Regions from separate parts of the Homo sapiens genome. Here region 2 is linked to region 1. A link is a loop called in an ENCODE intact Hi-C map of the cell type or tissue named here. Cell type or tissue: IMR-90. All regions are shown on one strand.

What was found. A loop is a pair of places that touch in the nucleus more often than their neighbours do. Peaks named below come from ENCODE experiments on the same cell type or tissue, not always from the same donor. Only the 100,000 strongest peaks of a DNase experiment are listed, where the experiment ranks them.
Region 2: a loop joins it to region 1, with 2.8 times the contacts of the local background. A loop is called at or near these places in 8 of 110 quality-filtered maps.

Annotation. Positions count from the first base shown.
Region 1 is chr5:41,705,231-41,710,230 of GRCh38, reverse strand. No RefSeq gene overlaps it. Among named protein-coding and RNA genes, the nearest start is that of OXCT1-AS1, 160 kb to the left of the region's middle. In IMR-90, a CTCF peak has its summit at 1,941; a DNase peak (open chromatin) is centred at 2,050; H3K27ac peaks cover 374 bases.
Region 2 is chr5:42,055,118-42,060,117 of GRCh38, reverse strand. No RefSeq gene overlaps it. Among named protein-coding and RNA genes, the nearest start is that of LINC02996, 120 kb to the left of the region's middle. In IMR-90, a CTCF peak has its summit at 2,672 (motif pointing right); no DNase peak of the experiment used is centred here.

The DNA.
Region 1 (5,000 bases):
ATTTCAGTGAAAGTAGTGCTTAAGAGATAGTTATAGCATTTAATTCATATATTACAAAAGAAGAAAGATCTAAAATCAATAATCTAAGCTTCCACTTTAGAAAACAAGAAAAAGAAGGGCAAATTAAATTCAAATGAAGCAAAAGAAATGATAAGAATTAGAACATAGATTAATACTTGAAAACAGAAAATCAGTAGAAGAAATTAACAAAATCAGAGGCTGGTTTTTTGAAAAGATTAACTATAATTGATAAGCCTCTAGCAAGGCTAACTAAGAAGGAATACCACTACAGATACCATGAACATTAAAAGAATAATAAAGGAATGCTATGAACACCTCTATGTTCACACATTTGATAACCTAGATGGACCAATTCCTTTAAAGACACAACTTGCCAAAGCTCACACAAGAAGAAATAATCTGAATTGTCCTATGTTTATTAAAGACACTAATAAATAAGTAATAACTTTCCAAAAGAGAAAGAAGCAAGCTCAGATGGATTCTCTGGTGAATTCTACTAAACATATAAGGAAGAAATTATACCAATTTTTTTACAGTCTTTTTCAAAATATAAAAGCAGAGGGAATACTTTCTAACTCATTCTGTAAGGCTAGGACTACCATAACATCAAAACCAAATAAAGACATTCCAAGAAAGAGAAACTATGCAATATCTTTCATGAACATAAATGCAAAAAATATCAACAAAACATTAGCAAATAAAATCCAACAATGTATAATAGAAATTATACACCATGACCAAGTGGGATTTATTCCAGGTATGCAAGGCTTGTTCAACTTTCAAAAGTCAATTAATTGATGTGATGTAATCCATCACATCAACATGCTAACAAAGAAAAACCACATGATCACATCAATAGATTCAGATAAAAACACTGGATAAAATGCAATATCCATTCATAATAAAAAATAAAACTCCAGTAAACTAGAAATGGAGGGAAACTTACTCAACCTGATAAAGATTACCTATAAAAAAAACCCTACAGCTAACATCATACTTAATGGTGAGAAATGTGAAGTCTTCCCACTAATATCAGGAATAAAGCAAACATGTCTCCTCTCACTGCTGCTTTTAAACATTGTACTGGAATTCCTAACTAATGCAATAAGATAAGAAAAAGAAATAAAATTATCCAGATTGGGAAGGAAGAAATAAAACTGTCTTTGTTTGCATAATTGTCTAGGTAGACAATAGACAATCAAAGAATTCACACACACACACACACACACACACACACGCACACACACACACATACATACTCTTCCTGGGACTAATAAACGATTACAGCAAGATCACAGAATACAAAAGTCAATCACTTTCTTATACACCAGTAATTAACAAGTGGATCACTTCAGCCAGGTGTGGCTCTGCATTTCTCTGGGCTGGACTTCCCGGAGACAATCCACAGGCTCTCTGCCAAAGCTTTGTAGCAGTACCCTCCCTTGCTGCCATTAGTCTGGGGAAGGAACAAAGAGCCTGAGTGCTTTACTCACACCTCCAGCATACCACAGCTGTCCTACAGGGAGGAGGCTAGACTGTCTTCCACATGAGCCTCCACTCCCCATGCTCTTTACCAGTCAGAGCCCTCAGCTTGGGCCCACAGAGTAGCTGTCCCACTCCCAGCTAAACTGATAGCCCCTCTGCCACTGCCACTGAAGCAGTACCCATACCTTGCTGGGACAGGTACGGCTGCAGCAACAGTGGCAGAGAGGCTGTCAGTTGCCTCTGGGAACTGATACAGGGCACTGACTGCACGAGATTGGGAAAGAAACTAAGAGCCTGGGTGCTTTACCGGCACCTCCATCATGCCACAGACAGTCTATGGAGAAGAAGCCAGTCAATCTTCCCTGTAAGCCCTAACCCCATTGTTCTTCACCAGCAGGATAAGAGCCTATACTGAACATTACACTTGAGTGCCATCTGCAGTATTGCAGCCCAAACTACAACACCAAAAATACTTTGCTATAATAATATAACCCTCTATAAAATCAAGGGCAAGAATTCAGCCACAAATAAAGACACTGCACAAAGTCTTGGCCTTCTAAAAACATTCAGAAAGGAAGCCGACTAACAATACTCAAATTACACAACAGTTAAAGGAATATCAGCCCACACAGATGAGAAAAAAAAGTGCAAGAACTCTAGCAGCTCTAAAAGCCAGAGTGTCTTATTACCTCCAAACAGCTGCACTAGCTCCCCAGCAATGGTTCTTAAACAGAATGAAATGAATGAAGTAACAGACATATAAATCAGAATCTGTTTACCAATGAAAGTCAAATAGAGTCTATGAAAAAGTAGAAATCTGATACAAGGAATCTTAGGAATTCAGCAAAACAATTCAAGGGATGTAACATGAAATGATTATTTTAAGAAAGAACCAAATTGATCTTGAGCTAAATAACTTACTACAATAATTTCATAACACCATCAGAAGTATTAACTGCAGAATAGGACAAGATGAGGAAAGAATCTCAGAGCTCGAACCGGCTTTTTGAATGAACTCAGTCAGACAACAATAATGAAAAAAGAATTTTTAAAAATGAAGAAAACTTCAAAGAAATATGAGATTATGTAAAGAGACCAAGCCTATGACTCATTAGGGTCCCTGAGAAAGCAGGAGAGAGAGCAAGAAACATAGAAAACATATTTGAGGATATTGTCCATGACAATTCCCCCAACCTCACCAGAGAGGTCAACATTCAAATACAGGAAATTCAGAGAACCCCTGTGAAATATTATACAAAAGGACCATGGTGAAGACAGAGAGTCATCAGATTCTCCAAGGTCAGCATGAAAGAAAAAATATTAAAGGTAGCTAGCAAGAAGGAGTGGGTCACCTACAAATGAAACTCCATCAGGCTAATAGGGGACCGTTCAGCATTAACCCTACAAGCCAGAAGAGATTGGGAGCCTATATTCAGCATCCTTAGAGAAAAAAAAAAGGATAATAAAAATTCTCCAACCAAGAATTTTATATCTAGCCAAACTAAGCATCATATGTGAAGGAGAAATAAAATCTTTTTCAGACAAGCAAATGCTAAAAGAATTCATTACCAGCAGACTTGCCTAACAAGAGGTTCCAAAGGGAGTGCTAACAATGGAAATGGAAAACCATTACCAGCCACTACAAAAACACACTTAAGTACATAGACTATTGATGCCATAAAGCAACTTTACAATTAAGTCTGCATAAGAACCAGCCAATACCACCATGACAGGATCAAATTCACACATTGATATTAACCTTGAATGTAACTGGGCTAAATGCTCCCACTTGAAAGAGTGGCAAGTTGGATAAAGAAACCAGACCCAACTGTATGCTGTCTTCAAGAGATCCATCTCATATGCAATTACATCCATAGACTCTAAGTGATGGAGAAAGATCTATCAAACCAACAGAAAACAAAAGTGAGCAAAGGTTGCTAATCTTATTTCAGACAAAACAGACTTTAAACCAAAAACAATAAAAAATGACAAGGGCATTACATAATGATAAAGGGTTCAATCAACAAGAAGACCTAATTATCCTAAATATATAAAAACATATATATGCATCTGGAACACTCAGATTCATAAAACGAGTTCTTAGTGACTTATGAAAAGATTTAAATAACCACATAACAACAGTTGGAGGCTTCAACATCCCACTGACAGTATTAGACAGATCATTGAGGCAGAAAACTAACAAAGATATTCAGGACCTGAACTCCACATTTAACCAAATGGACTTAACAGACAGCCACAGAACACTCCACCCAATAACAGCAGTATATATATTCTTCTCATCTGCACATGGTACATACTCTAAAATGGACCACATACTGGGTCATAAAACAATTCTCAAGTTTTAAGAAATGGAAATCATTCTAACTAATACCAAGAAGATCCCTCAAAACCATATGATTACATGGAAATTAAACAATCTTGTTCCTGAACGACTTTTGGGTGAACAATGAAATTAAGGCAGAAATCAAGAGGAAAGGTTATAGCACTAAACACCCACAAGAAAAAGTTAGAAAGTTCTCAAATTGACAACCTAACATCATGCCTAGATAAACTTAAAAAACAAGAGCAAACTAACCCCAAAGCTAACTGAAGAAAGGAAATAACCAAAATCAGAGCTGTACTGAACAAAATGGAGATGAAGAACGTCATAAAAAAGATCAAGGAAACCAAAAGTAGGTTCTTTGAAAGAATAAACAAGATTATTCTTGAGAGCCTGAACAAGAAAAGGATGCCCACTCTCACCATTCCTATTCAACACAGTAGTGGAAGTACTAGCCAGAGCAATTTGGCAAGGGAAAGAAATAAATGGCATCCAAATAGGAGGAGAGAAAGTTAAACTATGTCTCTTCACTTATGATATGATTTTATACCCAGAAAACCCCATGGTCACTGCCCAAAGGCTCCTGAATCCTACAAACAACTTCAGCAAAGTTTCAACATACAATATCAATGGGCAAAAGTCAGTAGTGTTTCTACACACCAATACCACCCAAGCCAAGAACCAAATCAAGAATGCAATCCCATTTGCAATAGCCACATAAGGAATAAAATACCAAGGAATATAGCTAACCAGGATGTAAAGGATATCTATAACAAGAATTACAACATATATACCAAGGAATATTACAAGAATTACAACAAGGAAATTAACAAGAATTACAACATATATACCAAGGAATATAGCTAACCGGGAAGTAAAGGATATCTACAACAAGAATTACAACAAGAAGTAAAGGATATGTACAACAAGAATGGTCAAAGAAATCAGAGGACACAAACAAATGGGAAATTTTCCCTGCTTATGAATAGGAAGAATCAAAATTCTTAAAATGGCCATTCTCTCCAAAGCAGTTTACAGATTCAATGGTATTCCTATGAAACTACTGATGACATTTTTTCACAGAAACAAGCAATGGGGAAAGGATTCCCTATTTAATAAGTGGGGAAAACTGGCAAGCCATATGCAGAAAGCT
Region 2 (5,000 bases), 350 kb before region 1:
TGGTCTCGATGTTCAACTGCTTGTGTGTGTGCCTGATAAAGTCTCAGGTTTACATGGGCACTGGATGGGGGGTGTCGCAGGCCAGAGTGGTCTTGGAAAACGCAACATTCGGGTGTGAAAAGAGAAGTGTCTGTTCTCACTTAGGTCTGTGGGCACAGGCCCAAGGGTGGAGCCCTCTCCAGGGATTCGGCCCTTCTGTACCTAGCACTTCCCTGGCCTGCTCTCATATCAAAATGAGTGCCTGAGTTTAGAAAGAAAGCATGGTAGCACAATATAGCAACCCCTCGATTGCTCAACCAATTTTTCAAAGGCTTGTTAAATACTTCTAAATATAAATTATCTTATAAGTAGTCGATCTATAATCTGACTTTAAGTAGTTGATCTATAATCTGACTTTAATATATTAAAGTGAGGTTGTCTGAACTGTTGTGAGGGTTAAATAAAATAATACACATAAAGTTCCTGACATATGTGAAGTACTAATTAAGTTGCAAATATAATTATTTTGTTCACAAATGCAATTTTCTAGGCATGATTTCAACAAAACAAACCCAAACAGGTTTATACTATACTCTTCAGGTTATCTAACCACGTTTTTTGGTTGCTTAGCAATGAAGGACAAAAAAACAAAGCTACCAGTGTGACTAAATACGTAATTCATATGATTGGAATTTCAGACCTTAGAAGTTTTTCAATAGTAGACATTGTCCTAATTGTGAAAATGGTAATAAACATTCCAAATTTGACTTTGCACTCATATTGAAATATGTTCCTAGGTATAAAGGCTACACTATGCTTTCGCAGTATTAAGTTATTTGGAAGGTATTTTCATAAAATAAAATTTTTGCTTATTATTGGATAAATTTAGGCTTTAATTTTCCATTTTAAAACAATAAAATGTATCAGGATCATGTGTTGTTTTTATTTTAATTATCTTGAGTTAATGGGTAAAAAACAGAGGCAACCTTCATGTGTTAATAAATATTTGACAAATGTGAAAACAATGTTTTCAGAGTACTTCAAGGAGACATGAGTAGAACTGAGCAAAGGGGAATTGAGTGATGAGAGGGCACACAGTAGCATAAGCAAGCTCTACTCAGAAAGACTGACATTATGGTAATCAATCCATATATTCATTGAGAACAGATATACCACACTGATTCTAGCTCTGCAGGTACGAACTTGAAGCATTCAGTAGCAGCAAGTGTAGTAATGAGAATATGAAGAATATTTTGTTATAGATTGTTAAATTATTTTGACATTATAATATGGAGTACAGCATTGAATTGACTGGCTCATTGAAATGATGCTAGAGTCATTTTAAAATTGTGTAGTGTTTAAAAGAAAAAAATATCAACGGTGTTAGTGACTCAGATGATGGTCCATAATAATCAAATTTAAGGATTCAAGTTAACCACAAGTAAAATAGAAACTATCCAAGCATATTTTTATAACATTAAACTAAATTTTAGCAATTAATTAAAACATCATTTGTCATGCCAAATTAATTTGAATGTTGTTAATTTTGGAGTTTCCATTGGTATCAATTTACCAAAGTACTTTGTTAAAGACTTTTAGTAAAAATAACTTTAAATTTAACCAGAATATAGAATATTATTATTTATGGCTGGGCATGGTGGCTCACGCCTATAATCCCAGCACTTTGGGAGGCTGAGGCAGGCAGATCACGAGGTCAGGAGTTCGAGACCAGCCTGGCCAACATGGTGAAACTCCGTCTCTAATAAAAATACAAAAAATTAGCCGGGCATGGTGGCTACTAATCTCAGCTGCTCGGGAGGCTGAGGCAGGAGAATTGCTTGAACCCAGGAGGCGGAAGTTGCAGTGAGCAGAGATCGTGCCACTGCACTACAGCCTGGGCCACCGTGTGAGACTCTGTCTCAAAAAAAAAATTATTATTTATTATATCTTAAGGAACTCTCATTAGAACCCCCCAAGTTTGTTAGAAATTTTTGAAAACTTTTTATTAAAGTATGACATGTTAAATTTGCTTCAAATTTAAAGCAATATGTGAGCTATAACCATAATAGATATAAAAAATTAATATATATTTTAGCATTATTACAATAAAAATAATTTAAGTCAAAGCTAGGAGTTCTCATGGATGTTTTCTTTGAAAAATAGTCTATTATCTTACTCAATATAAGAAAATTTTTGGAAACTTAAATGTGTTATATTGCTAATATTAAAGCACATGTCAAACTTAATGCTTGTTTTCCTTAAAAAAAAATGTACAAAACTGCTCACAACCTCAAGATTTAGCTTAAAAACCAGAAACTCTGTGAAGCTTTTCCTGACATCTACACCACCACAGTTAAAAATAATGAGTTCATCACTTCCTGTGATTCCTACTCAAATTTTACATCTCACCCTCGGAATCTATCAGCATACACTGTTATGCTTTGATAACAAAGGACCACCAAATCCTAGCAGCTTAAAACGACAATGGTTTCTTTCTTTTCACATGAACGTCTGTCAACTGGTAGGTTTGCTATGTACCATCCATTTATTCCGCCCTCAGGCTAATGCAGCAGCGCCTTTCTAGAACATGCTTGTCACCCTGGCAGAGAGCAAGAGATCTCTGGATGGTCACCCACCATCAACTAAATGCTCCAGCTCAAAAATGACAGGTTAATTTCCGCTGTCAGTGGCCCCATCTAACCACAAGGTGGCAGACATGGACATGCTACCCTGTGCCCAGAAGGGGTTGAATTTGGCACAAACTCCCACACTGCAGGTAAACTCCTCTGGGAGGTAGGCCTTAAAGGAATCACCAGAATCTTGTCAAGGGGATTATCACATTGATTAATTTCTTAGTAAGAACACTTAACATGAGATATACTCTCTTAGCAAATATTTAAGTGTACATTATTGTTGACTATAGGTACAATGTTTCACAGTAAACGTCTTGAGCTTATTCATCTTGCATAACTAAAATTTTATGCCTGTCCTTTGTTCATTGCAGCACCATTATTCGCAATAATCAAGATGTGAAAACAACCTACATGTCCATCAACAGATGAATGAATAAAGAAAATGTGGTATATAAACGCAGTGAAATAATCTTCAGCCTTTAAAAACAAGGAAATTCTATAATACACAGCAGCATGAATGAACTTTGAGGACATTACGCTGTGTAAAGTAAGCCAGTCATAGAGACAAATACTGCATGATTCCTCTTATATTAAGTATCTAAAATAGTCAAACTCATAGAAGCAGGGAGTAGAATGGTTGTTGCTAGAGGCAAGGGGGGTGAGAAATAGGAGATCTTTTTTTTTATCAGAGACGAAATAAAAAAACAAAAACCTTCTTTTTAATTTCTCGTGTTAAATAGCCTGTATTTGCCTTAAATAGATGAAATAGCCTCTGCATACAGCCAATATGTAAAGTGAAAGAAGACAGACACAAGGATGACATTCTGCATGATAACATTTATGAAGTTCAGCAAGATGTAAACCTCATGGATGGTCATAGAACACAGAGAGGTGGGCAGCTCGGGCGCAGGGCTGACTGGGAAGAACACCTCGTGAGGAGCTAAGAAAGTCCTGTCTCTTGATCTTAGTGGTAGTTACATGGGTATATACATACATAAAAATTGATCAACCCCTTTAAGATTGGACCTTTAAACATGTTCTTCCTTAAAATAAAGGCATTTACAGCTACTTGAGAGGCTGACGCAGGAGAATAACTTGAATCTGGGAGGAGGAGGTTGCAGTGAGCTGAATTAGCGCCACTGCACTCCAGCCTGGGTGACAGCAAGACTCCGTCTCAAAAAAAAAAAGGGGGTTTCAAAATTTTCTCATGTGTAGAACTTGGACTGAGAAGAAATAAGAGATCCATGTGAATCCATCTCTTGTCTAACATATTGTTAAGGAAAAAAAAAAACACTGAATTGGTAGCTCAAAGAAGAAAACTCTTCAACAAGAATTAATATAAGAAAGTAAAAATTGGTGTACTTGGGATGTTTCCATAAATTCTATAAGCAATCTTTTTCTTAAGTGATTTCAAATCACTCTCATCTTCAATAGAAAGCTATATCCAGCCAATACATTTAATCAACTTTAAAGATACTCTAATGTAGTTGAAAAGAGATGCTTCCTGGAATAGGCTAATAGAAAAAGCCAGCTTGTCAGGAACCCTTGTCAATAGACATAAAGTTTTAAACAAAATTATTGATTCATATGCAGGACTAAAATGCACATGTTAAGGGGACATAAAGTTCTGTTATTTTATTAATAAGTGGGAAATATTCTTAATAATTCTTCCTTATTATGAAATCTTTATTCCATATACCACTGTTTATTGAGGTCCTTGAAAATCCAACCTTTCATCCTGCGTGGTCTTTGTAATTACTTAAGAAAATAAGAACCATATTTGGAGATTAAGTCCTTCTGGAGAAGAAGTAGCATATATTATATAATAATTTTAATAAAGAAATGTGCGTTACTTTAGAAATTAAATGTATTGCGCATATAAAAAATAGCCCAGTCATTTTTATGTGCCAAATAAAACTAGCTGGTTTCTTCAGATTATTTAGTAGTTTACAAACAATGATCCATCTTAATGGTTCTCAAATGTGTTCAAATGGCAGCGACATCATGAGACTCTTCAAAATATTATAATCTTTGTACAGCACTTTGAAATTTTTATATTTAATTCCTTAACACAAACCAGGAACTACTTTCTTAGCAAAAGAAACAAAAACAAACACTAAAATTATATTATATATGTAATAGATAGTCATAATCATTAGTACACACACCCTTTGAAAAGAAAAATGAATTATCAAATTAATATGTTGAATCATTTTCAAGTTTTTCTGTATTTACTCATTTGCTACTTTTAAGTTTTAACTCTGTTATTATATTATTTATGAAACAATGAGAAAATTCGTATCATTCAATTTTAGCCTCAGAACATTTTGTTTCAAATTACAGAATACCAGACTGCTCTTGCTTGGTTTCGTGGTCAATGATAAGAAA